2 separate regions of the Homo sapiens genome follow, and region 2 is linked to region 1. A link is a loop called in an ENCODE intact Hi-C map of the cell type or tissue named here. Cell type or tissue: B cell. All regions are shown on one strand. Each heading gives the region's core, and the rest is flanking DNA. Links, peaks and the distances in the headings are about the cores only. Region 1 overlaps CFAP299 (cilia and flagella associated protein 299). Region 2 has its middle 170 kb from the start of HNRNPD.

Region 1 (15,803 bases), core at 4,160-12,159:
ACCTCTTTTCTTTATAAACTACCCAGTCTCAGATATTTCTTTACAGCAGTGTAAGAATGAACTGATATACCCATTGTATAGAAAATAGATACAGCAGAGTGTTCATGAACATGGGGTCCTCTGGTCATATTATGCATGCACTATCCAGAAGCTGTCAGCTAAAAGTGCTGGAATGTTCACTGAAGGCACCACTGAATCTCCAGCTCGGCAGCAATACTATTAAAAACCGATGTGCATGCACTAGGATACTCACCAAGGAAAACAGCAAGTGTCTCACTGAACTACAAGCTATGGCTGCCACTTAGGCACCTTGGGCATCTTGTGCCCAGGAAGCAGCAGGCAAGAAGAGGAGACATGATCTTGTAGAGTAACTGATGCTGATCAGCAAAAAGAAGGACTGCAGTTATAGAATGGGGATAGGGAAGAATACATGGCTAACTCAGGTGAACCACCTAGGCATCTGTTCATACGCTCTTCCTAAATTTTAAATGTGAATGACAAATGTATCAACATGGGCCTGAGTAGAGTAGGATGATAAGGGCCTCAGGGCATTTGTGAATAAGGATTTTGGGTCACATCACAAAATCCTAGAAAGATGATAGACAAAGGCAGGAGATTTAGAATGGATAGTGGAAGAGGAAGATTATGAAATGATAGGGGCGGTAGCTCACCCCATTGACTTTATTGTGAGTTTCCTCTCATGAAGAGAGGCCTTTATGCTCTGGAGGAGCTGCTCCATGTGCGCATGAAGTAGATCTGTATGTTACAAGATGCATCACTCAGATGTACCTTGTATAAAGGAATTTCTGCCAGCTGTGAGGAGCTTCATGAGCTGACAGCTTCCAGCTTTTAACCCTTTCAAGATTGGCCTCAACTTTTCTTAGTGGTCCCCAGCCAATGAGTACAGTGGAGATACTAAGGCCTGGCTATTTCATCCCATGTGGGATAACTTGTACTGTGGAGCTCTCCACTGTGCTGAGAGATTCTCTCAAAGTTTGAGGTTAGGGCTCTGACCCTGCTCAGTCCTGCTTCCTCACTTTTCCTTTCACAGGTGTTTGCTTTCTCAACAAACCTTGTGCACTCCTAATTCTCACTGTCTGCTTCCTGGAGATGCTAATCTGCAACAAATCACAACTGTATTGCTTTGGTTTGAAAGCAACAAACCATGAGAATAACTATTTAAAAATATGATACTAAGCAAAAAGTTAAAATTATTTCACCAAACACTTAAAATACATAAATTTTCTCATTTAATTCTCAAGTATATGATATTCAGTTTTTATCATAAAATGATATACAAAAATAAAACAAGGTTGACAGGATAAAGCCATTCTTATATAAAATAAACTCTGGAATTTTATCCGACTTCATCACCATAATTTTTTTTTAAGATTTGGGGTCTCACTATGTTGCCCAGGCTGGTCTTGAACTCTTGGGCTCAGGCAGTTCTATCTCAACCTCCCAAAGTGCTCATCTCCATAAAATTAAAAGTATTTTATAAGTTAACAGACATTTCTACCTTCTATAGTTAAAAACAAATTGAAGGAGATAACTATACATTATAGCAGAAAAAAGAATTTAACAGATGCTAAATTAACTAGATTGAATAGCATAAGAAAGGCTGGAGATTTATCCAGTTTTTACATTTTATTCCAGATATACTTGAGAATAAAGGGTACAAGAGCCCTACTCTAAATCACCATAGAAATCCTCTTCATCAAGTACAAAAAGATCATAGGGATCCATGTATATACAGCATCTGAGACTCCTATCAAGTGAATCCTTACAGTAATTCCCAAAGACTTATCTAATAGTCTTCCAAGAAGATGGCAATAGCTAACCAGTACAATGACAGAATCCATCAGGGCTACCACTTATTCCGATCATCTGCATTTCAGATACCATGCTCTAGCAAAATAAGGTCATTATCTCAGAACCAGTTTTAAGAGGGGTGAATTCATTTCCCAATAAGATAAGGTGACCCAAAGTGAAAAACTGATGATCTTACAAGCTCATCCAGGCAAGTATCCAGCCTGAGGGATGACTCAGTTGTAACTACTGACTAGGCTCTAGGAACACAATAGTCAATGTGTGTCACGAATATTGAAGTTCCATCTCTCCACCACATGGCAATCAGCTGAACTTCTCACTATAAATAGAAATTATCTGGCACTTATGCAAGAAAACCATGGCCAGTCCCTGGGGGAGAGAATTCCCTGTCCTGACAAATGGGTATCAGCTAAATTACTCCCATCCCTTCTTCCAACCTCTACAGCTTCTGTCTTATGGCTACTATAACCAGTGGAATGAATCTCAGTGGAGAAGAAATCAGAGATGTTTATATAATAGTGGAGCAGAGATGATTTTGAAGCAAAGGACGAGAAAGCTAGGAGAATGAAGAATCGACTCTATCCCCCCGACCCTGCCCCACATCATCACCTTGGATACCAACCCAGTAAATGTTGAAATGGGTGCCTCTAGTTGGTATAGTTTTTGGAGAAAAAAGGGCCTTAGTGAAGGAACAGGTACAAATTAAGACAAAGAAGTAAAGAAAATAATTTGTGAATAAGGGGAGTTTATCATAAGATTGAGGCAAAATGGATGTGTTCACTCACACCACTCTTTGCCTGATTAACTCTAATTGAGCCTTTAAGAATCAATTTAGTGGTCAAACATTAAGAAGAACTTTTCTTATTCTTCACGTCCCCTCACAAATCTTGACTTTGTATTACTTCAAAATGTTGCCACAGTACTTACGATTGCATTTATCATCTTCCATTGCAATTGTCTTTTTGAACTGAAATTTAAATCACATACTATAAATTCACACTTTTAAGGTGCACAAGTCAATAGATTTTAGTATATTTACAAAGTTATGCAATTATCACCAATGTCTATTTACACATATTATCACACCAAGAAGAAACCTCATATTCATTAGCAGTCATTGTCCAATCTCCCTTCCATCCAGTCCTTGGAAACCATGAATCTACTTGTCTCTATAGATTTACTGATACTGGACATTTTATATAAATGGTATCATGCAGTAAGTAGTCTTTTTTTTCTAGCCTCCTTTGCTTACCCTAATGTGTTAAGGTTTTTCATGTTGTTGCATGTAACACTACTTTATACCTTTTGATGACTGAATAGTATTTTATTACACTTAGGTACCAAATTTTTTATCCATTCATCAGTTGATGGGTTGGACAATTTCTACCTTTTAACTACTATGAATAATACTGCTACTGACATTTGTATATGAGTTTTTAAGTGGACTTAGGTTTTTCAATTCCCTTGAATATGTGTTTGGTAGAATTGCTGGGTCATATAGTAACTCTACGTTGAATTTTTTGAAGACCTGCCAAACTGTTTTCCATTTTCCATTCCCACCAACAATGTAATGCCTTTCATTTCTCTAGTCTTCAAGCTTCTTGAGGGTGAGAACTAAGTCTTGTTTTCTATTGTATTCCCAGAGCCTACAGCACAGAGCCTAATGCACTATGGTTGTCTAATTTGTGAAAGACTGAATAGAAGCCCAAAATATTTTTTTAGCATTTTTGCCTTCTTCTTGAACATCCCTAATCAAAATATACCTTCCTGATATCTTTAACTTTCATCTCTCCAGACTTTTTCCCCTGTGAAGCTATTGTGAGTAATTAACATACTCCTAGATACCAGCACTTCTCGAAATAGGTGCTCTATGATTGCTAGACCAAAGAATTGTGACCTACTTGGAGTTGCTCACCTGCATATTAAAGAAGTTAATGTAAGATGATCTGATAGTGGAACCAAGTGTTTCCAAGTTGCCAGCTGGCTGGCAGTCAGATGTTCATGCATATTTTCAAAGTGATCCTCCAACAAATATAGGCACAGGACATATTTGGCTCTAGGACACCATCTGCTGGCCCTGCTGTCAACAACACTAAATGAACCTGGAAGGGAATGGACTACCACATGGGGCAAAAGGCAACATATGGTACCCATCCCATTACAAAGGCAACCAGAGAAGATCTGCAGATGAAAGGGCCTTCAAATTCTAGCAGCTCTGAATGGGGATTAGTCTCCCAAAACTGGCTCATAAGTAGCCTGATGACTTCCAGCTCTGACCAGTTAAAGAGACTATTGCATAGAGGAAATACCTACTTTGATCCTCAAACACAAAATGGACATGTGATGTCAATAGAACTTAGACTTTAAACATGAATAACTCGTCTTGATATGAAATAGCTTATATCACTCATAAAATTGCATGTGAATTTACAGGAATTCCTTGTAAAATCTCACAAAAATATTTCCACTTCTGCTTCTGACTGATAGACATTGACTGATTCTCACAAAAAGAAAAGACTCTCCCTGATGTTTTACATAAGACACATTTCAAACATTACATTGTACACAGAAAACTAGCCTCATTTCAATTTTCCAAGAATAGAAGTTGATAGTGAATAACTATGTTCGGTAAATTCCTGAGATTTTATATAAATTACCTGTGATAAGCAGAATGCCCCTTTCTCACATTAATGGGATTAAGGATATCCATTCTCTAATCTTAAGAACTGTGAATATGTTGCATTACATACCAAAAGGTCCTTTGCTTCATGAACAGACACTTTTCAAAAGAAGACATACATGCGGCCAACAAACATATAAGAAAAAGCTCAACGTCACTGATCATTAGAGAAAGGCAAATCAAAACCACAATGAGATACCATCTCATGCCAGTCAGAATGGTGATTATTAAAAAGTCAAAAAACAACAGATGTTGGCAAGGTTGTGGAGAAAAAGGAACACTTTTACACTGTTGGTGGGAGTGTAAATTATTCAACCATTGTTTGCCAATTCTTCAAAGACCTAGAGACAGAAATAGCATTTGACCCAGTAATTCCAACACTGAGTATATACCCAAAGGAATATAAATCATTCTATTATAAAGATACATGCATGTACATGTTCATTGCAGCACTGTTCACAATAACAAAGACATGAATCAACCCAAATGCTCATCAATGATAGACTGAAAAAAGAAAATATGGTACATATATACCATGGAATACTATGCAGCCATAAAAAGAATGAGATGATGTCCTTTGCAGGAACATGGATGGAGCTGGAAGCCGTTTTCCTCAGCAAACTTACACAGGAGCAGAAAACCAAACACTGCATGTTCTCACCTCCAAGCGGGAGCTGAATGATGAGAACACATAGACAGGACACATGGAGGGGAATGACACACAGTGAGCCTGTCAAAGTGGGGCTTGGTTGAAGCAAGAGCATCAGGAAGAATAGCTAATAGATGCTGGGCTTAATACCTAGGTGATGGGATGACCTGTGCAACAAACCACCATGGCACATGTTTACCTATAACAAACCTGCACATCCTGCACACATACCCCTGAACTTAAAATAAAAGTTGAAGAAATAACAAACAAAGGGCCTTTGCTGATGATATAATAAATATTATTGACTTTAAAACAGGGAGATTATCCTGGATCATTAGATGGGCACAGTGTAATCACATAAGTCCTTAAAAGGAGAGATATTTCTTGGACCAGAGTCAGGAAAGAACCTTCTGAAGAGGAAGTTGGAGAAATCTGAAGGGTAAAAGGGTCTTGACCCACTGTTGCTGGAGGGAGTGGGAAAGCTTAAAAAGAAACATGAACAGCTTCTAGGAGCAAAGACCAGCCCCCAAATGACAACCAAGGAACTGGAGAACTCAGCCGTATAATCATAAGGAATTGAATTTGGCCAACCAAACTGAACATGGAGGCAGTTGCATCCTCAGAACCTCAAGACAAGAATGCCATCCAGCCTACACCAGGATTTCAACCTTGTGATATACTATACAGAGGGCTTGGCCGAGCCACACTGTATGGACAGAACAATGAACAAAGAAATGTGTGTGTGTGTGTGTGTGTGTGTGTGTTTTGAGACGGAGTCTCGCTCTGTTGCCCAGGCTGGAGTGCAGTGGCGCGATCTTGGCTCACTGCAAGCTCCGCCTCCCGGGTTCACGTCATTCTCCTGCCTCAGCCTCCTGAGTAACTGGGACTACAGGCTCCCACCACCACGCCAGCTAATTTTTTGTATTTTTAGTAGAGACAGGGTTTTGCTGTGTTAGCCAGGATGGTCTTGATCTCCTGACCTCTTGATCTGCCCGCCTCTGCCTCCCAAAGTACTGGGATTACAGGCGTGAGCCACCACGCCTGGCCAGAAATGTGTTATTTTAAGTCATCAAATTTGTAATAACGTGTTATGGCAGCAATAGAAAACTAATATATTCCCAAATATCAGTATGTTAAACTTCAGTATACTATGGTTCTGAAACACAATTACCATTAGAATGGCCACTTCTAATTGCATATTCCCAAGACCAAAGCACATTCCACTACCAAATGTTATTGTTTATAATGTGTACATGGGAAGTTTATGCTCATAATTACTGGGTAATTTTAAAGATGTTATCCAATGATAGTATACTGATTTCTAAGTAATTATCCTCCCCAACATTTATACTTTAATGATCCACTTTTAAAAATGAAATAGGTTATTAATTTGTCAACTAGTTAGGTCTTTATAAAATTGCCTTACAAGTTTGATGCAGTTCACTTTAGGAATATATCTCTTTCATCATATGTTTTAACATATTTCATTACATTTATGTTTAATATAACCACATATTATATACTAACATATATAAATTAGGCATATAAACAAAAGTTAGTGATTAAAAAGTTGAATGAATTAATGCTTAGAAAAATGTGAGAACATAAATGATACTAAAGATTTACAGACCTCAAAGTACAAAGAATTCTAAGGCAAAAGTCATTCATATTTTTAGTATATAAATGTATAAAACCAATAATATCAAGTTACTTTTTAACAAGACTTTATTGGTATGATGACCATATTTTGGTATGTATATTTCAAATTAGTAGCTTGAAGTTGCATGTGGCTTTAGTGCAAGCATATTACAGTTGCTTCAGTTCCTCATCTGCAGAACAAATGCTTAGGATATTCCAAGTTTTACCTGCTCCACCCAGTGCTTCTAAATTAAACAATGCAAACGAAATTGAATTACTCCAGAGGTCTAGAATATAACATAAAATCTGGATTTGGAACATGGACACTTACTTTTGCTGAGCTCTTTCAGCCAGTCTTGCAATCTCTATAGCCGCTTTCCTTGCTTCAAAATCTTCCCTTTTCACTCTCTCTCCAGTCCCTCGGTAGCCTAGCTCCACCAACTGGCGGGCCAGGGTTTCATCCTAGAGAGAAAATCAGTTGTTAGGTGAGTGGGCAAATGAGACATACTATTTTTACTTACTTACTTATATCTTACATCTGCAATGTATACCAAGCAATTGCTTTAAATGAAAAATTAAATGTATTTAAAAACTAGACATGATCTATTAGATATAAAAAAACTAGAATTTTTCTAATAATACATTTATACACATCTGATTTGGTCTTCCCTTTCCCATATATTTAAGATGAAAAAAAAATGTCAATTGCTAATTTTTCTCTAAGGGATTAGAGGACAAAAGTCTGTTGTGTTTTTAATCAATTTATGAGAACAGCTGTAGGTAATTAATAGAGTATCTTTAAAACAATAAAAATAGAGACAATGGTACTCATACACAAAAGACATTTTAAAAACCAATGGCAAAAAAAAAAAAGAACCAAGCTGCTTTGAGAGAGCTCATTGTTTTAGAGCCTTACTTCCTTGAAGTCAATTAACCGATGGCACAGAATATTATAACTTCAAATACAAAATAAAGAGGAGCAGATGAATTTCTTACTTAACTATGAAGATTGTTTCCATATAATGTTGGTACCAATAAAAACAGAAAAGTAGAAACCCAGATCACCACAAAAAAATTTCAAATTGAAAAAAAAAAAAACTTCCCAGTATTTTAGGCCTTACACTTTTCTTACTTTAAGAATTATCGCATACATCTTTGTCAGTTGCATGGTATACTTAAAAAAATTGTTTCCCCATGATTTGACAAGGTACCATTTTTCATAAAGTTATTAGTATAAAGATTAAAGTATTCAACAACAGTATTTATATATTAATAGTGGCCATTATCATTTTAATTAAAAATAAAATATCTAAAACATAGTGAAAACAGAATCTATTTTATTATTATGAAGACTTAATTACTATATCGCTGTTGAATGCAAGAACTGTCTAACAGTTAAAGGAGAAAACTTAAGATGTCTAGTTAACAGTCTATTCAAACCATAGTGGTTAAAGTTGTAAGTATTCAAACAAAATAAAAAATTATATACTGTAAGCCTAGAAACCTGCCACTTTTATAATCATTAAAAACAAATACTAAACTCCACAAAGCAATGTGTATACATTTGCCAAATGATTACAATGCAAAGCAACAGGTCTTGGAAGGCCCAAGGCTATTATTCTTGTTTCTGAGACACTCCCTTGTTTAATAGATTTCTCTATTCCAGTATCCTTTAGTGTGAACCACAAAACTGAGCAAATATCTCCACCTAGTGGAATTAATCTTTAATAGAAATACCAATGCAGATTTGGGGATTAATTTACAAAAGTGAGATCATTTGAGTAAGAATTTTCTTAAATACATTACTGAAAGTGAATTTGTAGAAAGGACTTCAGCTCAGTGAGGTTGTGGGACTCTTCTGTAGGAATATAAATTCCTTGTGGTCAAACATAGAATTTTGCATAATAAAGATTACTTACAATTTGCTATATTTATTTTGAATACTGAGTGAATTTTGTATCCCTGTGTGCTTTACCTGGGTTACACAAAATCATTTGGATAATTCTGGACTCACCAATGCTAAACTATTTTGCAAGAAATGGCATGATCTATTGAGAAAATAAACTGAAAGTCGATATTGATTGCCTCACTTACCATTATCATACCCTAAACTGATGGAATCATGAGTCATCTGTCCATTATGACAACGTATTTCTTGCATGTCTTGAAATATCCTAGTTAAGAGCAAAGCTACTAGCCCAAAGGAAGTACAATGCCCAAGGTTATCTGAGGAATCTGAGCCTTGCTTGGGGGATTTGGCTTAAAATGGAATCTTGACTTGCATATTCGAACACAACTTTTTCCCAACCCCCAAAATAATGTATGTAAGGGCCACAAAGAAAGACAAAGTCTCAGTGACAAACTCTAAGGCTTGGCAGGTCTCAAACAGAATCCAGAAGAATTTTCCACCAAATATAAGGTAGATGGACTTGAATTGGAAAATAAAATCTACAGGTCCACTGGAAAGTTTGTTTTTTAAAAATTCCATATCCTTTTTACATTATCTGCCCTAGGATTCAGAAACTTGAAACCTATAACAATCAGAAGGCTAGTGGCTGGCCACTTACCTATCAACTAAATGAGTGTTACTAAGTTCATTTTATCTATTTCTACTTACAATAGTAATACATTATTGTTGTGGAAAACCTAAAGATATACGACAAACATATCATCCACATCATATATCACTATGATCTTATCACTCAGAGATAATCACTGACATCTTGGGGTATAGGCTGTCAATCCTTGCTCCTGACGTGTGTGGGTGTGTTGGATTTCTTTAAACAAAAGTAGTATCATGACTCCTGCTTGCAGAGCAGAGAGAAGGCACCTAGACGTGTACCCACCAGCATACCTTCCTCAAGCCAATACCGCCTCCAGCACAGTCTTCAGGAGGGGCTCACTCCCCCTCCAGCTGCATTGCCTCTGTCACTGTGGTGAGTGCCTGCAGAGAGGCAGGCACCTCAGCACCTGCTACCACTCTGCTGTGGTTGCCAAACCTCACCCTCCTCCCCCAGTTCAGTGGATTCCAAACCTCAAGGAGCAAGAGAATAAAGTCAGGGGCCAATACAAGTCCCCCAGACTTAGAGCACACAGTCCAGGAGTTGGCAGTTAAGCACTGGCCCCCTAAAATCTCCCAGAAATGAAGCCAGTCAGCTGGATCCACTTTATACCATAGCCAAACCCTCAAAGTCATCAAATAGGATAAAAGAAAAATAAAACCCATTCCAAGGTCAGAAACCTCAAAAATTGAAAGTACATAAGCCCACAAGGGTGTGAAAGAATCAGCACAAGAATGATGAAAACTTAAAAAGCCAGAGTGCCTTCTTTCCTCTTAATGACCACATCACTTCTCCAGCAAGGGTTGTGAACAGGACTGAGATGGCGGAAATGACAGAAATAGAATTCAGAATACGGATAGGAACAAAGATAATTGAAGTTACAGAAGTATATTGAAACCCAATGCACAGAAGCTAAAAATCATGATAAAACAATGCAGGTGCTGACAGACAAAGTAGACAGTAGAGAAAAGAATGTAACTAACCTGATTGAGCTGAAACACACAATATGAGAATTTCATTATGTAATCACAAGTATTAATAGCAGAATAGACCAAGTGCAGGGAAGAATCTCAGAGCTTGAAAACTGGCTTTCTGAAATAAGACAGTCAGACAAGAATAGAGAGAAAAGAATGGAAAGGAATTAACAAAACCTCTGAGAAATCTAGGATTGGGTAAAGAGATGGAATCTATGGACTCATTGGTGTCCCTGAAAGAGATGGGGAGAATGGAAGCAACTTGGAAAATGTATTTCAGGATATCATCAAAGAAATTCTCCAATCTAGATAGAGGGGACAATTTTAAAATTCAGAAAATGCAGAGAACCCCAGTAAGGTACTTCACAAGAAGATCATCTCCAAGATACATAATCATCAGATTCTCCAAGATTAAAATGAAAGAAAAACTGTTAAGGGCAGCTAGAGAGAAGCGTCAGATCACCTATAAAGGTAAATCTATCAGACTAACAGCAGACCTTTCAGCAGAAACTCTACAAGCCAGAAAAGATTGGGGGCCAATATTCAACATTCTTAAAGAAAAGAAAATCCAAACCAGAATTTCATATTTGGCCAAACCAAGCTTCATAAACAAAGGAGAAATAAGATCCTTTTCAGACAAGCAGATGCTGACGGAATTTGTTACAACCAGACCTGATTTATAAAAGCTCCTAAAGGAAGCAATAAATATGGAAAGGAAAGACCATTACCAGCCACTACAAAAACACACTGAAGTACACAGACTAGTGACACTATGAAGCAACAACATAAACAAGTCTGCAAAATAACTAGCTAAAACTGTGGTGACAGGATCAAATCCACACATATCAATACTAACTCTGAATGTAAATGGGCTAAAAGGTCCGATTAGAAGACATAGAGTGGCAAGCCAGATAAAGAACAAAAACTCATTGCTGTCTTCAAGAGATCAATCTCACAAGCAATTACACACATAGGCTCAAAATAAAGGAATGGAGAAAAATCTACCAGCAAATGGAAAATAGAAAAAAGCAGGGGTTGCAATCATAGTTTCTGACAAAACAGACTCTAAACCAACAAAGATTAAAAAAAGACAAAGAAGGGCATTAAGTAATGGGAAAGAGTTCAACAAGATTTAACTATCCGAAATATATGTGCACACAAGACAGGCGCACCCAGATTCACAAAGCAAGTTCTTAGAGACCTTCAAAGAGACTTAGACTCCCACACAATAATAGTGGGAGATTTTAACACCCTATGACAATATTAAACAGATCATCGAGACAGAAAATTATCAAAGATATTCAGGACCCAAACTCAGCATTAAATCAAGTGGAACTGATAAATATCTACTCTCTACCCCAAAATAACAGAACGTATGTTCTTCTCACTGCCACCTGTCACATATTCTGAAATCGACCACATAATGAGAAGTAAAACACTCCTCAGCAAATGCAAAATAACTGAAATTATAACAAACAATATCTTGGACCAAAGCACAATCAAACTAGAAATCAAAACTAAAAAATTCAATCAAAACCATAAATTACAGGAAAACTGAATAATCTGCTCCTGAATGACTTTTCAGTAAATAATGAAATTAAGGCAGACATCAAGAAGCTCTTTAAAACTAAAGAGAACAAAGGTACAATATGCTAGAATCTCTGGGACACAACTAAGACAGTGTCAAGAGGGAAATTTATAGCACTAAATGCCCATATCAAAAAGTTGGAAAAATTTAAAGTTAACAACCTAATATTACAATTAAAAGAACAAGAGGATCAAGAGAAAACAAATCCCAAAGCAAGCTAGCAGAAGACAAGAAATAACCAAAATTAGAACTGAATTGAAGGAGATTGAGACACACAAAAAAAATTCAAAAGATCAACAAATACAGAAGCTGGGTTTCTTGAAAAAATTGATAAAATAGGCCACTAGCTAGACTAATGAAGAAGAAAAGAGAGAAGGTTCAAATAAACACAATCAGAAACAACAGGGGGATAAAACCACCAACCCCAGATAAATATAAACAAACATCAGAGAATATTATGAACACCTCTATGCACATAAACTAGAAAATCTAGATGAAATGGGTAAATTAATGGACAAATAAACACTCCCCAGACTGAACCAGGAAGAACTTGAATCCTTGAACAGACCAATAATGAGTTCTGAAATTGAGTCAGTAATAAATAGCCTACCAACCAAAAAAGCCCAGGATCAGATTAATTCACAGCTGAATTCTACCAGATGTACAAAGAAGAGCTGGTACCATTCATGCTGAAACTATTCCAAAAAATTGAAGAGGGGAGAGTTCTCCCTAACTCATCCCACAAGGCCAGCATCATTCTGATACCAAAACCTGGCAGAGATACCACATTAAAAGAAAACTTCAGGCAAATATCACTGATGAACATTCATGCAAAAATCCTCAATAAAATACTGACAAACCGAATCCAGCAGCACATCAAAAGCTTATCCACCACAATCAAGTTGGCTTCATCCTTGGGACGCAAGGTTGGTTCAACATATGTAAATCAATAAACATAATTCATCACATAAACAGAACTAAAGACAAAAAACCACATGATTATTTCAATAGTATGCAGAAAAGACCTTGGATAAAATTCAACATCCCTTCATGTTAAAAATTCTCAATAAACCAGGTATTGAAGGAACATACCTTGAAACAATAAAATCCATTTATGACAAACCCACAGCCAATATCATACTGAATGGGCAAAAGCTGGAAGCATACCCCTTGAAAACTGGCACAAGACAAGGATGTCCTCTCTCACCACTCCTATTTAACATAGCATTGGAAGTTCTGGCCAGGGCAACCAAGCAAGAGAAAGCAATAAAGCATATCGAAATAGGGAGAGAGGAAGTCAAATTGTCTTTATTTGCAGATTATATGATCTTATATCTAGAAAATCCTATCAACTGAGCCCAAAAGCTTCTTAGGCTGATAAGCAACTCCAGCAAAGTCTCAGGATACAGAATCAATGTACAGAAATCACAAGCATTCCTAAACACCAACAACAGACAAGCAGAGAGACAAATTAGGAATGTACTCCCATGCACTATTGCCACAAAAAGAATAAAACACATAGGAATACAGCTAACAAGGGAGGTGAAGGAACTCTTCAAGGAGAACTACAAACCACTGCTCAAGGAAATTAGACAGGACACAAGCAGACGGAAAAACACTTCATGCTCATGGATAGGAAGAATCAATGTCGTGAAAATGGCCATACTGCCCAAAGCAATTTATAGATTCAATGCTATTCCCATTAAACTATCACTGAAATTTTTCACAGAATTAAAAGAAACTATTTTAAAATACATATGGAACTAAAAGAAGGGCTCATATAGTCAGGATAATCCTAAGCAAAAAGAACAAAGCTGGAGGCATCACGGTACCTGACTTCAAACTATAAGGCTACAGTAACCGAAACAGCATGGTACTGGTACAAAAACAGGCACATAGACCAATGGAACAGAATGGAGAACTCAGAAATAAAGCCACATGTCTACAACCATCTAATCTTTGATAAATCTGACAAAAAAAAAAACAATGGGGAAAGGATTCCCTATTTAACAAATGGTGCTGGAAGAACAGGCTAGCCATAAGCAGAAAATTGAAACTGGACCCATTCCTTACACCATACACAAAAATTAATTCAAGATGGATTAAAGACTTAAATGTAAAACCCAAAACTATAACAACCCTAGAAGAAAATCTAGGCAATACCATTCAGGACATAGGCATAAGCAAAGGTTTTATGATGAAATCACAAAAGCAACTGCAACAAAAGCAAAAATTGACAAATGAGATTTAATTAAACTAAAGGGCTTCTGCATAGCAAAAGAAACTATCATCAGAGCAAACAGACAACCTATAGAATGGGAGAAAAAACTATCATCAGAGTGAACAGACAGCCTAAGCAGAATAGGAGAAAATTTTTGCAAATTATGCATCCAACAGAGGTTTAATAACCAGCATCTATAAGGAACGTAAACTTACAAGAAAAAAACAATCAACCCCATTAAAAAGCAAAGGACATTGGGAGGCCGAGGCAGATGGATCATGAGGTCAGAAGTTCGAGACCAGCCTGTCCAAATGGTGAAACCCAGTCTCTACTAAAAATACAAAACATTAGTCAGGTGTGGTGGCATGCGCCTGTAATCCCAGCTACTCAGGAGGCTGAGGCAGGAGAATTGCTCGAACCCGGGAGGCGGAGGTTGCAGTGAGCCGAGATCGCGCCACTGCATTCCACCCTGGGTGACAGAGCGAGACTCTGTCTCAAAAAAAAAAAAAAAAAAAAAGCAAAGGACATGAACACTTTTCAAAAGAAGACATACATGTGACCAACAATCACATTTTAAAAAGTTCAACATCACTGATTATTAGAGAACGGCAAATCAAATCCAAACCTAAATGAGATACCATCTCATGCCAATCGGAATGGCTACTACTAAAAAGTCAAAAAATAACAGATGCCGGCAAACTTGCGGAGAAAAAAGGAACACTTATACATTGTTGGTGGGAGTGTAAATTAGTTCAATCGTTGTAGAAGATAGTGCAGCAATTCCTCAAAGACCTAAAAATAGAAATACCATTCGTCCCAGAAATATCATCGCTGGACATATGCCCAAAAGAATATAAATCATTCTATTATAAATATACATGCACATGTATATTCATTGCAGCACTATTCACAACAGTGAATCAATCTAGATTCAATCTAAATGCCCATTAATTACCAACTGGATAAAGAAAATGTGGTACATATATACCATAGAACACTATGCAGCTATAAAATGAGTAAGATCATGTCCTTTGCAGGGAAATGGATGGAGCTGGAGACCATTATTCTTAGCAAACTAACACAGGAACAGAAAATCAAATACCACATGTTATTACTTACAAGTAGGAGCTAAACAGTGAGAACACATGGACATATAGAGGGAAAAAACACACACTGGCAGCTATCAGAGGGAGGAGGATGGGAGAAGGAAGAAGATCAGGAAAAACTACTATGGGTACTAGGTTTAATACCTGGGTGAAGAAATAATCTGTACAACAAATCCCCATGACACTTTTAGCTATATAGCAAACCTGTACATGTAACCCTGAACTTGAAATAAAAGTGAAAAAAAAGTCATATATATGCTTTAAAAATCAAAATATGTTGTAATTAATAAAGTTCAAATAAAGGTCATTGAAAAGTTTGCAGATTTAATCATTTAAACATTTTACCAAAAAAAGTGAATCATGCTGTGTAAAATCTCTCATGACCTACTTCTTCAACATTTAACTGTACATCTTGAACACCTTTCCATTAAGTATATATACAATAAAACTTTAGTGATTACATATTCCAGACAATTTGTAAGGACAGATATTGTACATAATTATTGTGCCTTCAGGTCACTGCCTTCCTCTGAAATGAAAATGATATGAAATCCTA
Region 2 (15,803 bases), core at 2,462-10,461, 1.8 Mb before region 1:
AATGTATATTTCATCTTTAGTATAAATTGATATTCTTCCTTATTCAAAGAAAGTATTTCAGTAACTTCTATGTATTCATATATTAGGATAAAAAAATGAATGACAAGTTGGGGCAAATGATTAAATGGTGAATTATGGATCTTCTTGTTTGGCTTTTTCCGTCACAGCATATTGTGTTCATAAGTTTCTCATTACTGGGCCATTCTTGTTTTCTCTGCTTAATTTTATTTGGTTACCATAGATGATATTTTGTTGAATTATATTTGCTAACATTTTATTTGTAATTTCACTCTTATACTCTTAAATGAAATTTTTCTAAGTCTCCTTCCACTCTTTTCTTTCCTTCCTCTTCCCTTTTCTTCCCTGTCCCTTAGCCTTTCCAAAAAAATGTTTTTGTACTATCTTTGTGAAGTTTTGGTATTAAGGCTATATTTGCTTTTCTAGAATTCATGAGGTTGTTTTCCATTTCTTACTTATGTTCTTTCTGGTGCTGGATCCATTTGCTTCATATGATACTATCTGTCCCTCAAATTTTGAAAGAATTCACCTGTAAAACATGATGAGCTGGGAACATAACCATTCTAGTAAACAAGATAAGTGGGAGAGGAAAGTTGGTATATAGTTTTTATTCTTTGAAAATGCCTGCCCTTCTTTGCAAGTTAATTCTCCTTCTAAATGAGAATAATAACAAGGACCTTTGTACCTTTGAGATTAAGCAGTATCTTAAACTGGAATTTTCCTGGTGCAATAATTACATTTGCTGCTCCATCAGTTCAGACTTGATGGTCTATTGACATTAGTGGTCCCTGAAAAGCTTCTTGATGATTTATTTTGTTCCTGCTCTGCCCAGGTGACAAACCGACTTATTTTCCTCTTTGTTGGCATATTGAGGGTACAATGTCTTCCTACTTTGGGAAAAATCATGATGTAGTGCTGAGAGCATGGACTACTTTGGAGATCGATGGATCTGACTTTCCAAGCCAACCACACTGCTTATTATAATGTCAACTTTTCTCATCCCTCAAGTGAGACTAGAAATAAAGTCAAGCCATTGGTTTTATGGAAAAATTAAGTGAAAAAATCTTTTTCAAATGCTGAGCACAGATGGTAGCTCTTTTTATTCAATGCTTCATATTCATTGCTTCTTTTTTATTACACCAACAGTGTCAAAATGTAGTCAGAAATGTAAAAAATGTTAACTTTTTAAGTAAAAAATAACTTTATTGAGGTATAATTTACATACAATAAAATGCTTCCATGAGTGTGTATGTATATTTTTAATTTTTAATTACTATGGGAATATAATAGCTGTATATATTAATGGGGTACATGTGATGTTCTGATACAGGCATACAATATGTAAGAAACACATCAGAGTAAATGGAATATCCATCACCTCAAGTATTTATCATTTCCTTGTGTTAGGGACATTCAAATTCTATTCTTTTGGTTATTTTTAAATACACGGTAAATTATTAATGACTTTAGTCACCCTGTTATACTATCAAATAATAGATCTTATTCATTCTATCTATGTATTTTTTGTACACATTAATCATCCCCACTCCATTTCCCCTCACCCCCATGTTACCCTGCCCAGCCTCTGGTAATGATCATTCTGCTCTATAGCTTCATGAGTTCAATTGTTTTAATTGTTAGTTCTCACAAATGAGTGAGAATATGTGAAATTTGTCTTTCTGTGCCAGGCTTGTTTCACTTAACATAATGTCCTCCATTTCCATCCATGAAACTGACATGAAATGACAGGATTTCATTATTTTTTATGGCTGAATAATATTCTATTTTGTAATATGTGCCACATTTTCTTTATCTGTTCATTGACTGATGAACACTTAGGTTGATTGTAAATCTTGGTTATTGTGAATAGAGCTGCAATAAACATGGGAGTGTAGGTGTCTCTTCGATATACTGATTTCCTCTCTTTTGGATATAAATCTAGCAGTGGGATTGCTGCATCATACGGTAGCTCTTTTTTTAGTGTTTTGAGGAAACTCCATACTGTTCTCCATGGTGGCTATACTAATTTACATTCCACCAACAGTGTATGAGGCTTCTTCTTTCTCCATATCCTCACTAGCATTTGTTATTAGTTTTTGATAACCATTCTAACTGGGGTGAGATGATATCTTATTGTGGTTCTGATTTGCATTTCCCTAATTATTAATGGTGTTGAGCATTTTATAATATACCTGTCTGCCATTTTTATGTCTTCCTTTGACAAATGTCTGTTTAGATCTTTTGCCCATTTTTAAATCAAATTATTTATTGAGTTGTTTGAATTCCTTATTTATTCTAGTTATTAATCCCCTGTCAAATCGGTAGTTTGAAAATATTTTCTCCCATTCCGTGAGTTGTCTCTTCACCTTGTTGATTGTTTCCTTTGCTGTGCAGAAGCCTTTTTACTTGATGTAATCCCATTTGTCCCTTTTTTGCTTTGGTTGCCTGTGCTTTTGAGGTATTACTAAAGAAATCTTTGCCCAGATCAATGTCCTGTAGAGTTTCCCCAATGTTTCCTTTTAGTAGCTTCATAGTTTAAAGTCTTAGATTTAAGTCTTTAATCCATTTAATTTGATTTTTGTATATGGCGAGAGTTTCATTCTCTTGCATGTGGACATCCAATTTTTCCAGTACCTTTTATTGAAGACTGTCCTTTTTCCAATGAATGTTCTTGGCATCTTTGTCAAAAGAGCTCACTGTAGATGCGTGGATTTATTTCTGTGCTTTCTGTTCTATTGGTCTATTTGTCTGTTTTTATGCCACTACCATACTGTTTTGGCTACTATAGCTTTGTAGTATCATTTGATGTCAGATAATGCTATTCCTCCAGTTTTATTGTTTTTGCTCAAGATAGCTTTGGCTATTCTGGGTCTTTAGTGGTTATTATGAATTTTAGGATTATCTTTTCTATTTCTGTGAACAATGTCATTTGTATTTTGATAGGGATTGACTGAATCTACAGATTGCTTTGGGTAGTATGGACAATTGAACACTATTGATTATTCTAATACATGAACATGAAATATCTTTCCATTTTTCGGTGTCCTCTTCAGTTTCTTGCATTAATGTTTTATAGTTTTCATTGTAGAAATGTTCCACTTCTTTGGTTAATTGCTAGATATTTTATTTCATTTGTAGCTATTATGAATGGGATTACTTTCTTGATTTCTTTTTTCAGATTTTTCACTGTTGGCATAAAGAAATGCTACTGATTTTTGTATGTTGATTTTGTATCCTGCAAATTTACTGAATTTATTTATCAATTCTAATACTTTTTTGTGAAGTCTTTAAGTTTTTTCCAAATATAAGATCATATCATCTACAAGTAAGGATAATGTCACTTCTTCCTTTCCAATTTGGATCCCCTTTATTTCTTTCTCTTGTCTGATTGCTCTAACTAGGACTTCCAGTACTATGTTGAATAACAATGGTGAGAGTGGGCATCCTTGTCTTGTTCCAGATCTCAGAGGAAAGGCTTTCAGTTTTTGCCTGTTTAGTATGATACTAGCTGTGGGTCTGTCATATATGGCTTTTATTGTGTTAAGATATGTTCCGTCACTGCCCATTTTTTTAGAGTGTTTATCATGAATGGATATTGAATTTTACTGAATGTTTTTTCAGCATCAATTGAAATGATATTATTATTTGATAATGATAATTTAAATGATCATATTCTGTTTATATGACATATCATGTTAATTGATTTGCATATCTTGGACCATCTTTGCATTTCTGGGATGAATCCCACTTGGCCATGATAATGATCTTTTAAATATGTTGTTGTATTTGGTTAGCTAGAATTTTCTTGAGAAATTTTTATCTATGTTCATCAGAGATAGTGGCCTGATGTTTTCTTTTTTCTTGTGTCTTTGTCTGATTTTGGTATCACAGTAATACTGGCCTTGTAGAATGGGTTTGGAAATAGTCCCTCCTCTTCACTTTTTTTTTTTTTTTGGTATAGTTTGAGTAGGATTGGTGTTAGTTCTTCTTTAAATGTTTAGTAAAATTCAGTAGTTAAGCCATTGAGTCCTGAGATTTTCTTTGCTAGGAGACTTTTTATTATGGCTTCAATCTCATTACTTGTCACTGGCCTATTCAGATTTTGGATTTCTTCATGGTTCAATCAGTAGGTTGTATGTGCCCAGAAATTTATCCATTTCTTTTAGGTTTTCCAGTTTATTGGCATATAGTTGTTCATAATAGCCTCCAATGATTCTTTGAATTTCTGTGCTATCAGTTGTAATGTCTTCTCTTTTATTTCTGATTTTATTTATTTGGGTCTTCTCTCTTATTTAAGTTAGTTTTGCTAAAGGTTTTTCAATTTCACTTATCTTTTCAAAACACCAACTTTGCATTTTATTGGTCTTTTGTATTATTCTTTTGCTATCAATTTCATTTATTTCTTCTCCGATCTTTATTATTTCTTTTTTTCTATAAATTTTAGGTTTGATTTGCTCTTTCTTTTCTAGTTCTTTAAGATGTATTATTAGGTTATTTATTTGAAGTTTTTCTACTTTTTGGATGTAGGGACTTATTTGCTATAAACTTTCCTCTTAGTACTGCCTTTGCTATACCTGATAGATTTTAATATGTTGTGTTCTCATTTTCATTTGTTTCAAGAAATTTTTCAATTTTCTTCTTAATTTCTTCATTGATCCACTGGTCATTCAGGAGCATACTGTTTAATTGTCATGTTTTCATATAGTTTCCGAAGTTTCTCTTGTAATTGATTTCTAGTTTTATTCCATGGTGAGCAGAGAATATACTTCATTTTATTTCAATTTTCTTTTCTTTTTTGTAAATACCAGGCAAAGATCAGGTGAAAGATTTCAATTTTTGTGAGTTTTTAACGACTTGTTTTTTTGCCTAATATATGGCACGTCCTTGAGAATGATGCATGTGCTAAGAAGAAAGTGCATTCTGTAGCTGTTGGATGAAATGTTCTGTAAATATATCTATTAGGTGCATTTAGTCTATAGTGCAGATTAAGTTTGATATTTCTTTGTTTATTTTCTGTCTGGATGATCTGTCCAATACTGAAAGTGGGTTGTTGAGATCTTCAGCTATTATTGTATTGGGGCCTATCTCTCTCTTTAGCACTAATAATATTTTCTTTATATATCTGGGTGCTCCATTGTTGGGTGCATATATATTTACAATTGGTATATCCTCTTGCTGAATTGACCCCTCTATCATTATATGATAACCTTCTTTGTCTTAAGATCTACACTATCTAATATAAGTATCGCTACTCCTGCTCTTTTTTGGTTTCCGTTTGCATGGGATATGTTTTTTCCACCCCTTTATTTTCAGTCTGTGTCTTTATAGGTGAAGTGAGTCTCTTGTAAACAACATATAGTTGAGGTCTTATTTTTCTATCCATTCAGCCACTCTATGTCTTTTGATTGGAGAGTTTAGTTCATTTACGTTCAATGTCATTATTGATAGTTAAGGACTTACTACTGCCATTGTTATTTGTTTTCTGTTTGTTCTGTGGCCTTCCTTTCTTCCTGTCTTCCTTTGTGTAAAAGTGATTTTCTCTGGTAGTATGTTTTAATTTCTTATTTTTAATCTATCTGCTGTAGGTCTTTGATTTTAGGTGACCATGAGGCTTGCTTGCAAAAAACATTTTATAACCCATTATTTTAAACTGATGACAACTTAACTCTGATGACCAAAACAAAAAACAAACAAAAAAAAACCCCAAAAAACCACACTCCACTAATAAACAAGCAAAAAGAAAACAAATAAAAACTCTGCACTTTAACACCATCCCTCCAAAACTTTTTAACTTTTCACTGTTTCTATCTTTCAATACTATCTACCTGTTAAAAAGTTGTTATAGTTATTATTTTTGATTGGTTTGTCTTACTCAAGATATGAGTGGTTTAACACTACAATTATAATGTTACAGTAGTCTGTTTTTTTTGTGTACTTACTGTTACTCATGAGTTTTATACCTTCAGATGATTTCTTATTGCTCATTATTGTCCTTTTTTTTCAGGTTGAAGAATACTCTTTAGCATTTTTTGTAGGACATGTCTGGTGTCAATGAAATCTATCATCTTTTGTCTGGGAAAGTATTTTTTTTTCTCCTTCATGTTTGAAGGATTTTTGCTAGATATAATATTCTAGGATAAAAGTTTTCTTTTTTCTTTCAGCAATTTGAATATGTCATACCATTCTTTCCTGGCCTACAAGATTCCCATTGAGAAGTCTGCTGCCAGATGTATTGGATCGCCTTTATATGTTATTGATTTCTTTTCTTTTGCTGTTTTTAAGGTTCTTTCTTTATCCTTGACCTTTGGGAGTTTTGTTTATTAAATGCTTTGAAGTAGTTTTATTTGGGTTAAATCTGCTTAATGTTCTATGACCTTGTACCTGAATACTGATGTTGCTCTAAATTAGGAAAGTTCTATGTTATTATTTCTTTCAATAAACTTTCTACCCCAATCTCTCTTTCTACCTCTTCTTTAAGGTTAATAACTCATAGATTTACCCTTTTGTGGCTATTTTCTAAATCTTGTAAGCATATTTTATTCCTTTTTTTAATCTTTTTTATCCTCTGACTGTATATTTTCAAATAGCCTGTCTTCAAATTCATTAATTCTTTCTTTTGCTTGATCAATTATGCTGTTGAGAGACTCTGAAGTATTTTCCAGTTTGTCAATTGAAGCTTTCAGCCAGAATTTCTGCTTGATTTTTTAAAGTTATTTAAATATCCTTGTTAAATTTTTCTGATGGGATTCTCTGAATTCTTCTCTGTGTTTTCTTGAGATTTGTTGAACTTCCTCAAAACAGCTATTTTGAATTCTCTCTCTGTAAAGTCAAATATCTCTGTCACTGGGGGATTAGTCAGTGGTGACTTAGTTCATTTGGTGAGGTCATGTTTTCTTGCTTGTTGTTGATGCTTGCGGATGTTCATCCATGCATGTTTGGGCATTGAAGAATTAGGTATTTATTCTAATCCCTCAGTCTGGGCTTTTTTGTACCCATCCTTTGTGAGAAGGCTTTCCAGGTATTCAAAGGGAATTAAATGTTATGATCTAAGTCTTTGGTCACTGCAGTCATATCTGCACTAGAGGGCGCCCCATGTCCAGTAATGCTATTATTCTTGTAGACTTCTACTGCCTTGGTGGGCTTGGGTAAGATGGGGAGAATTCCCTTATGAGGCAGTTTCTCATTCTTTTTCTTCACTTTCTTCAAAACAGGAGTCTCTCTCTCTCTCTCTGTGCTGGGCTGCCTGGAGTTGGGGGAGGGGTGACGCAGACACTTCTAAGGCCAGTACAGCCAGGACTATCCTGGGTCACATCTGAAGCCAGTACTGAGTCTTGCTCAAGGCCCATGGTAACTACTGCCCAGCTACCACTGGTATTTATTCAAGCCCCCAGGGGTCTTTAGTTAGCAGGTGGTGAATCCTTCCAGGACTGGGTCCTTCTCTTTGGGCAGCAGCTTCCCTTCTGGCCCAGGAAGGATCTAGAAATGATGTCCAGGAGCTAGGGCCTGGAATTGGGCCATTTCAGAAATCTGCTTGGTGGTGCTGGTGCTGGTGGTGGTTCTTCTTTCTTCTTCTTCTTTTTCTTTTTTAACTGTGTCTAAGCTGGTTCCCAGGTTGCAAGATGAAGTCGTCTTTACTCTTCCCTCTCCTCTCCTCAAGTGGAAGAAGTCTCTCCCCCAGCTGCACTGCCTGGAGTTGGGGGAAGAGCAACAAAAGCACTCCCTTGGCCACCACAACTGTCTTGATGGATTGTGTGCACTCCAATTCCTCTGGCTCCCAGCCCAGTGCAGCAACCAGACTTGCCCATGGACTGCAGTCCTTGTGGCCTGACTGCCTTTCATATTTATTCAGGACTCCAGGGCTCTTTAGTCAGCTGGTGGTGGAGCTGGCTGGCACCCAGGTTCCTACCCTGGGGCAGAGGATTCCCCTCTGGCCAAGGGTAGTTTAAATGCTCCCTCCCTTCTCCAGGTACCTGTGTACTTGGAGATTCTCTCTCTGCAGGCTACTGTTGGGGTGAGGGGCCATGCAAGACTGTCTTTCTTACTGTTTTCAGTGCCCCTTTCTCTTTTTTTTGGTCTCTGTTTCTTGATTCATGACCCTTTCCTTGATACGGTGTTAAAACCAGGCATGGTGATTGCTCACTTGATTTTTGGTTCTTATGAAGGTGATTTCTTGCATGGATAGTTGTTCAATTTGGTGTTTCTGTTGGGGAATGATTTCTGGAGGGTTCTGTTCTGCCATCTGGCTCTGCCTGTCTCTATTCTATGAGTTTTGAGAAATGTTTACACAATCAAAATATAAAACATTTCTGTCCACCCAAATGGTCCCCCTGTTCTCCTTCCCATAACCACCATCTCCCAATCCCAGTCCTAGGCAACCACTGATCTGCTTTCTATCATTATAGACCATATTTGTCTTTCCTACAGTTTCATATGAATGGGATTATGAAGTAGGCACTCTTTTGTGTTAGGTCCCCCCACCACCCGCCGCCGCTCACCCCTCAGTGTAATGTTTTAGAGATTCCTCTATGTTGTGGCATGGAACAGTAGTTGTTTTTTTTGTTTTTTTGTTTTTTTTGTAACTGAATTTGGGCTGTTTTCAGCATTTCGTTATTATTATTATTAATAATACTGCTATAAACCCATGTGTACTTTAAAAATAAGTTTTGTTTTCAGTGTTTTCATAAATTTTTAAAAATTATTTTTTGGAATTTTTGTGGGTACATAGTAGGTGTATATATTTATGGGGTATGTGAGATGTTTTGATACAGTCCTGCAGTGTGAAATAAGCATATCACAGAGAATGGAGTATCCATCCCCTCAAGCATTTTTCCTTTGAGTTTCAAACAACCCAGTTACATTCTTTAAGTTATTTTAAAATATGCAATTACGTTATTATTGACTATAGTCACCCTATTGTGCTATCAAAGAGTAGGTCTTATTCATTCTATTTTTTAATAAGTGAGAATGTACATATGTTTTCTTTTAAAGGATACTTGGGAGAGGAATTCCTGAGTCACATGGTAAATGTATGTTGACCTTTCTAAGAAACTGTCAAATAGTTTATCCAAGTAGCTGCATTGTTTTACATTTCTACCAGCAATGTCTGAGAGTTCTAATTGCTCTATATCCTTGCTAACACTTGATATTCTCAGTCTTTTACATTTTTAGCCATTTGAGTGGGGATGTTGTGGTATCTTTTGTGGTTTTAACTGTATTTTCTTTATGACTAAAGATGGGGAGCATCTTTACATATGCTTTTTGGCATTCTATGTATTCTTTCTGTGAAATTTCTGTTCAAATATTTTTCCCATTTTAATTGTGTTATTGGTGTTCTTTTTATAAAATTATAAGAGTTCTTTATGTATTGTACCTACAAGTCCTGGTCAGATAAATGTATTTTTTTTTTTAGAAGTTTTATAGTTTTGTTTTTATGTTTAGGTTTATAACCCATTTCAAATTAATTTTTGTGACTAGTGAAGTAAAGGTCAAGGTTCACTTTTCCCCATTTGGATATTAAGTCTTAAGATCAGAGAGTATGAGTACTTTGTTCTTATTTTTCAAAATAGTTTTGGGTGTTTTAGGTCTTTTACTTTTCCTTATAAATTCTAGAATCAGCTTGTCAGTTTCTACAATAAAGCCTGCTGGGATTTTGACTGATATTATGAAAAATCTATAGACCAATTTGGTGAGATCTGATGTCTAATCAATATGGAGTCTTCTGACATGAATATAGGTTATGTCTTCATTTTTTTCGGTCTTTATTTTGTCTCAGCAATATTTTATTATTTTCAGTGTAAGGACTTGCATACTTTAAAAAATTGTCTCTAATTATTTAATATTTTTTGATATTATAAATGGTAGTATTTTAAGATTTGAATTTCTAATTGTTTCTAGAATATAGAAGTAGAATTGATTTTAGGTATTGTTTTTGTATCCTGCTACCTTCCTAGATCACTTGTTATTTCTAGTGGCTTTTTTCTAGATTCCTTAGGATATCCTATGTTCATGAGCATGTCATGTTTACTAATACAGGCAAATTTACCTCACCTTTTCCAATTGGCATGCCTTTTATTTCCTTTTCTTACATTACTGCACTGGCTAGGACTGTTAGCAAAATGTTGAGTAAGAGTAGTGAGAGAAGCCATCGTTATTTCTGATTTTAGGGGGAAAGTATTCAGTTTTTCACCATTAAGTAAGATTTTTCATACATCAATTGAAGAAGTTCCATTCTATTTCTAGTTTGCTGAGAGTAATTAACATGAATGAATTTAGATTTTTAATTAAATACCTTTTCTGTATTTGTTGAGAGGATCATACTGTATTTCTCCTTTTTTTTGTTAATATAGTGAATTTGCATTGATTACTTTTCTTTTTTTTTTTGAAACGGAGTCTCACTCTGTCGCCCAGGCTGGGGTGCAGTGGCGTGATCCTGGTTCACTGCAACCTCTGCCTCCCAGTTTCAAGCAATTCTCCTGCCTCAGCCTCCTGAGTAGCTGGGATTATAGGTGCCCACCACCATGCCTGGCTAATTTTTTGTATTTTTATTAGAGACAGAGTTTCACCATGTTAGCCAGGCTGGTCTCGAACTCCCAACCTCAGGTGATCTGCCTGCTTCGGCCTCCCAAAGTGCTGGGATTACAGGCCACTGCACCTGGCCACATTGATTGCTTTTCTATTAAACCTTTTGTTTCTGGGGCAAACCCCATTTAAACACAGTGTTTTACTCTTTACATATTGCTGGGTTTAATTCTGCCTAAAATACCAGTTATTTCATAAAATTGGGTACAGATCACATAGGATTTCACGTAGCATTAATTCTGTTGAAAGAGATAGTGAGATGCAAGGTATAAAGTAAAGCAGTTGTTTTTCTAAAACTAAGAGTAAGACGGTAACAATTGAGGAAAATTGGTGATTTGTTTTATTGCTATAGTATTAACTGACACTGAGCCAAAGCTTTCTGTTTTATAGAAATGTCTTTAGAAACATGGGGGAATTCATAGTGAATATAATTTCCTAAGAATTTCCCTTCCTTTTTTGTTAAACTTGTCAGTTTATATTCTTGCTAGTGAGTTATGAAAAGCTTTATAAATGGACTTCAATTACTCTACCTGCCTTGAGAGTTGACAAATGCAATAGCCTAGATGTTTTACGTGGGCTCTGCAATCCAATATCAAGGCCTTTCTTCCCAGTAGAATTTAAGTAATGTAAACAAAACAAGGGCATGGGGGAATGAAAATGTGCAGAGCAAAGTTTTTAGGAGTAAATCAGTTTGAGTGATGATCTAAGGGTCATGCTTGTATTACGATTGATGATTGTTCTGCATTGTATTATCTGGGGCTACACATGGAGAGTGGTCTTTAAAATTGCCACTAGATTTCTCACAGTGGAATCTCTGCCTCTGGTAAGAGGTAAAGTTCTGGTGAGAGGTAAGAGGAAAGTTCTGGTAAGAGGTAAAGTTCCAACTGGAGCCTTCAGGACAAATGTGTTGTGAGCACCTAAAAATATTTAAGGAACACTCTTTACTTTTGTATAGAAGTGTGTGTATCCTTCTTTTGAGAGTATGATACTCATTTCCCAAGGACCTCCAGATTCTTCCAGTGCCTCTTGCTGTGTCCACCTACAGAAAGAGATAGCTATCCCAAGAATAATCCAGAAGGCGTGGTGTAGTCAGCAATCAGCAGTCAACATAGTTCCTGTATGTATGAGACTCAGGAGTTTTGCTCTAGTGTGAGGACTAGAAAGCCAGGTCTGCACACAGCTCAGTGGTGCATTTTAGGGGCACATTAATGTCTGTGTATGGAATGTATGAATATTCAAATGAAAGAATGTTTGCTAGCTTAACCAAAAGTTATGATGTCAGAACTACCTGCATGTGATAACTGTAGACACAGTGCAGTTACTCCTGGGATATAGATTTTAAACATTTGAGGAGTATTAACTCTTTATTGATAAGGAATATTGGGAGAATGAGGAAGAGAGGATTAGGTGTTACAGGTTTAACCTTATTAGGAAAGTAAGTAAAAGTCGATGGTTCTTAAAGTGTGGCCTGTGTTCTGTGGATCAGTAGCATCAGCATTACCTGAGGTGTTAGAAATGCAAACTCTCAGGCTCTATCCTAGACCCATTTACTCAGAAACTCCGGAAGTGGGGGGCCAATCATTGGTATTTTAATAGGTCCTTTAGATAAGTCTGATGTATGGTAAGGTTTGAGAACGCTGATATAACACATTGGCTCTCAACTCTGGCTGCAAAGGATAGAATCACGTGAGGAGTTTTAAAAATATACTGATGGCTGGGCCCCAAACCAGATTGATCAAATCGGAATTTCTGAGAGTTGTGGACTTAATGTTTATTAACATTGGAGCAAGGATGTTTGTTATATATTCCCCAGATGAATTTAATATTCAGTCAGAGATAAGAACCACAGACAGAGGGCACTGGTTTGATTGTGTTGTTACTTTAGTTGTGGTTTTATATTTTTATTTTTTTATTAAAGAAAAAAACATATACAGAAAATTGTGTGTGCAACTTGATAAATTATTACAAGGTTAACCTATCCATGTAGCCGACACCTGGGCCAAGGTATAGACCATTACCTGCACCTTACAGTCTCCTTGAACTTTCTCCTAATCACTACCGTCTCCCACATCCTCTCAGGTGATCACTATTTTGACTTTTAACATTATTGATTTGTTTTGTAGGGCATTATTTTTTAAAAAGTATGGTCCTATATCATTGACATCAAAATAATCCGACATTCCTATTAAAATGCATATTCCTGGGCCCCACTTCAGACCTTCTGAAAAGATGGAAGTAGAAATTTCCAGTAGGGATGGAAGTAGAAATTTTAAACAAATTCTATATTTATTATTTTGCACTAAAATTTGAGAACAACTGTTAAAACGATTATTGCTATCACTCATTGCGTCTCTATGGGCCAATCCTATTCCAAGTGTTCTTCATATACGCATCTTATTTCATTGTTACAACAACACTCTGAGATAAATCCTAGAACTATTGCCATTTTTCAGAAAGTTGAACAGAGACTCATTTAGGTTCAGTGACTTGCGCAAGTTTATACTGCTTGTGAGAACTAGATGCAGTCTCCAGAGACTGCATGCTTAACATGCTTATTCTGTTTCCCTTAGGGAAAGCAGGTAAGACACGCAGATGTATCAGAATAGCACTGCCCCATCACTAACCTTTTAAAAAAAAAATTGATCTGGAATTAGGAAACATTCCAAATTTCCATTGGGAACAACACTTGTTCCCTCTCCCTTCTTTTGGTGTTCTTTTATTTTGCATACATTGTTCAAGATTCCCATATGATGCCAGGCGCGGTGGCTCATGCCTGTAATCTCAGCACTTTAGGAGGCCAACTCAGGTGGATCACTTGAGGTCAGGAGTTCGAGACCAGCCTGGCTGACATGGTGAAACCCTGTCTCTACTAAAAATACAACAATTAGCTGGGCTAGGTGGCACATGTCTGTAGTCTCAGCTAAACAGGAGGCTGTGGCACTTGAACCCAGGAGGAGGAGGTTGCAGTGAGCCAAGATCGCACCACTGCACTCCAACCTGGGCGACCGTGCGAGATCCTGTCTCAAAAAAAAAAAAAAAAGAAAAAAAAAAGATTCCCATGTGAGAAAATAAAAGTTATTGTTAGAATTTTAGTGACTTAAGGTATTGTCCCTTTAGATGGTTTCTTAAAAAAAAAAAGAATTATTTAGTACTAAAAGGTGAAGTTTGGAATGGAGGATCTAGGCAACAGTAGATGGGCCATTTCAGGTGGAAATGGGATATGTTTTGGGGCTAGAGCCATATTAGAAATTACAGACCATATTTTGTGGGTGACTGCTAGTACAATATATCTCCTGGTCTGTTTGGTGAGAATGTCTATTAGAAAGGAAGTGCATTCTCATTTGCATTGAAATTTGAAAAGTAATACAACAGTTGAAATTCTTAGCTTCACCTTTTTAGTACAAGGTTAGCAAATTATGAGCCCTTGGGGTAAATCTAGGCCTTGAGCAATGAGTGGTTTTTACATTGTTAAATGTAAAATTTAAAAAGACTGTTGGGCTTTCTATTAGAACACCTGTTTAAGAACTGACGGCATTGCCTCTTGGTTTGTAAAACATAAAATGTTCTTCTGGTATAGAAGATAATTCCAACATTGCAATTTACACCAACAAAAAGGGGTGCAGTCATGTTTGTTTACAACATAAAAACATAAATATTTCTTATAAAACTTAAAAACCCAATTAAGAAGTGTTTGTTGGATGTGTGTGTGTGTGTGCACGTGTGTGTGTAAGCCAAAGGCCTGGGATCCTCCTCTTAGTTGTGTTTGAGTGTAACCCAATATGGCAGTCCCTGGACTCTGATTATTGACTGACAATCAGCCTACCTGAGCTTTCCTTGCAGTTAGGCAGTTAGATGAACATCCTCCCCTGTAGCACATCTGTGTGTTCAAGGGCCTGCTTATTTTCTTCCTAAGAAATCAGTGAGCACTGGATAACTATACCTACAAAACACAGCATAAGATTTTATTGTGATCTCTCAGAAAAGCCTGGAGCTTGTTAGGAAAAATAAACTCTCCAAACCTGCTTTTCTAAACTCCTCCCATTACTGATTGCCTTCCTTGTATCGGATGTTGATCTAGGTCCTTTACATGGTCTCATTTAATTCTCTTGACTTCACTGTGAGATATTATTATCTTCCTTTTACAAATGCAGAAATACTGGGCACAGATACTTTTCTTAGAGCTTTGGCTCTGATTCTTCAACACGTGATGCAGGGATAGGGAAACCAAACAGGTGTTAGGCAGAAACACAGAGGAAATCTCTACATTAAATAATAACCTACGAGAGCATTATTATTTGAATGTCTAATTCATATATAAATAGGAAATCTCATTTTTTTGTGGCGTATGCAAGCAAATTCAAAAACATCCTTTAGGCACAGCAGGAATTTCAGGAGCAGATGCTTGCTTTGCTGTTTGCTGCTTGTTTTCTATTTGTTCTGCAGGCCATGGCCACAGGCCAGCTCTATATGTAGGTGGGATAGAAAATGGCCCAAATGCTTGACTTCTCTGTAGCTACAATGTAAGATTATGGATTAGGGGCGTGGGGCTTCCTTCCATTCCCCTATCTTTTTTGCCTATTTACTGATGTGTGAAATGCATTTAACAAGAGACAAAAACTTTCAATCACTAATTGAAGATACACTTCTTAGCAGCAACTCCCCAATACTCTGATACCAATCCATGTCTCCATTCTGGCACGTATCATGCTGTGCAGACTGCAAGTTATACTTCCATGTCTGCAACATCCAGCAGACTGTCAAGCCTAAAATAATTTGCTTATTAAATATTTGTTGAATGAATGAGAGCATACATTTGCATTTATGGAAAAATGACTGATATCAGACTTTCCCTGATAGCTGTTTTTGACAGGAATGGGTCTGGGTGCCTAATGGTTGAGGAAGGAGCTCCAGGAGAAGGGGAAAGAGCCAGAGAGAGGAGACAGAGAACACTAAAGCAAACTTAGTCTCTTTCACAGTTTCCTTTACAGTCAACCTCACATTGGCTAGCTGAAAATGGAGCTGTTTGAACAACATGAGAAAAATCTCTTACACTTGTTCTAGTGCAAAATTAAGCCAATGAGTACAAGTCTTTCTAGTATCCAAAGTGCATAGCATGCTACCTAGAACTATAATACTATCAAAAATAATGAAGCATCTTTTGGAAAATGAGCCTTAGCAGAGCACTTCAGTTTTGTGTGTTGGCAGAA

The links. A loop is a pair of places that touch in the nucleus more often than their neighbours do. Peaks named below come from ENCODE experiments on the same cell type or tissue, not always from the same donor. Only the 100,000 strongest peaks of a DNase experiment are listed, where the experiment ranks them.
Region 2: a loop joins it to region 1, with 11 times the contacts of the local background. A loop is called at or near these places in 2 of 110 quality-filtered maps.

Annotation. Positions count from the first base shown.
Region 1 is chr4:80,354,210-80,370,012 of GRCh38, reverse strand. CFAP299 (cilia and flagella associated protein 299) reads right to left here. Exons shown (of 6, transcript NM_152770.3): 2 at 7,129-7,259. Among named protein-coding and RNA genes, the nearest start is that of CFAP299, 26 kb to the right of the region's middle. In B cell, for the core only: CTCF peaks have their summits at 7,016, 7,219 (motif pointing left) and 8,460 (motif pointing left); DNase peaks (open chromatin) are centred at 7,232 and 8,482; H3K27me3 peaks cover 602 bases.
Region 2 is chr4:82,193,525-82,209,327 of GRCh38, reverse strand. No RefSeq gene overlaps it. Among named protein-coding and RNA genes, the nearest start is that of HNRNPD, 170 kb to the left of the region's middle. In B cell, for the core only: CTCF peaks have their summits at 6,885 and 7,086 (motif pointing right); a DNase peak (open chromatin) is centred at 7,107.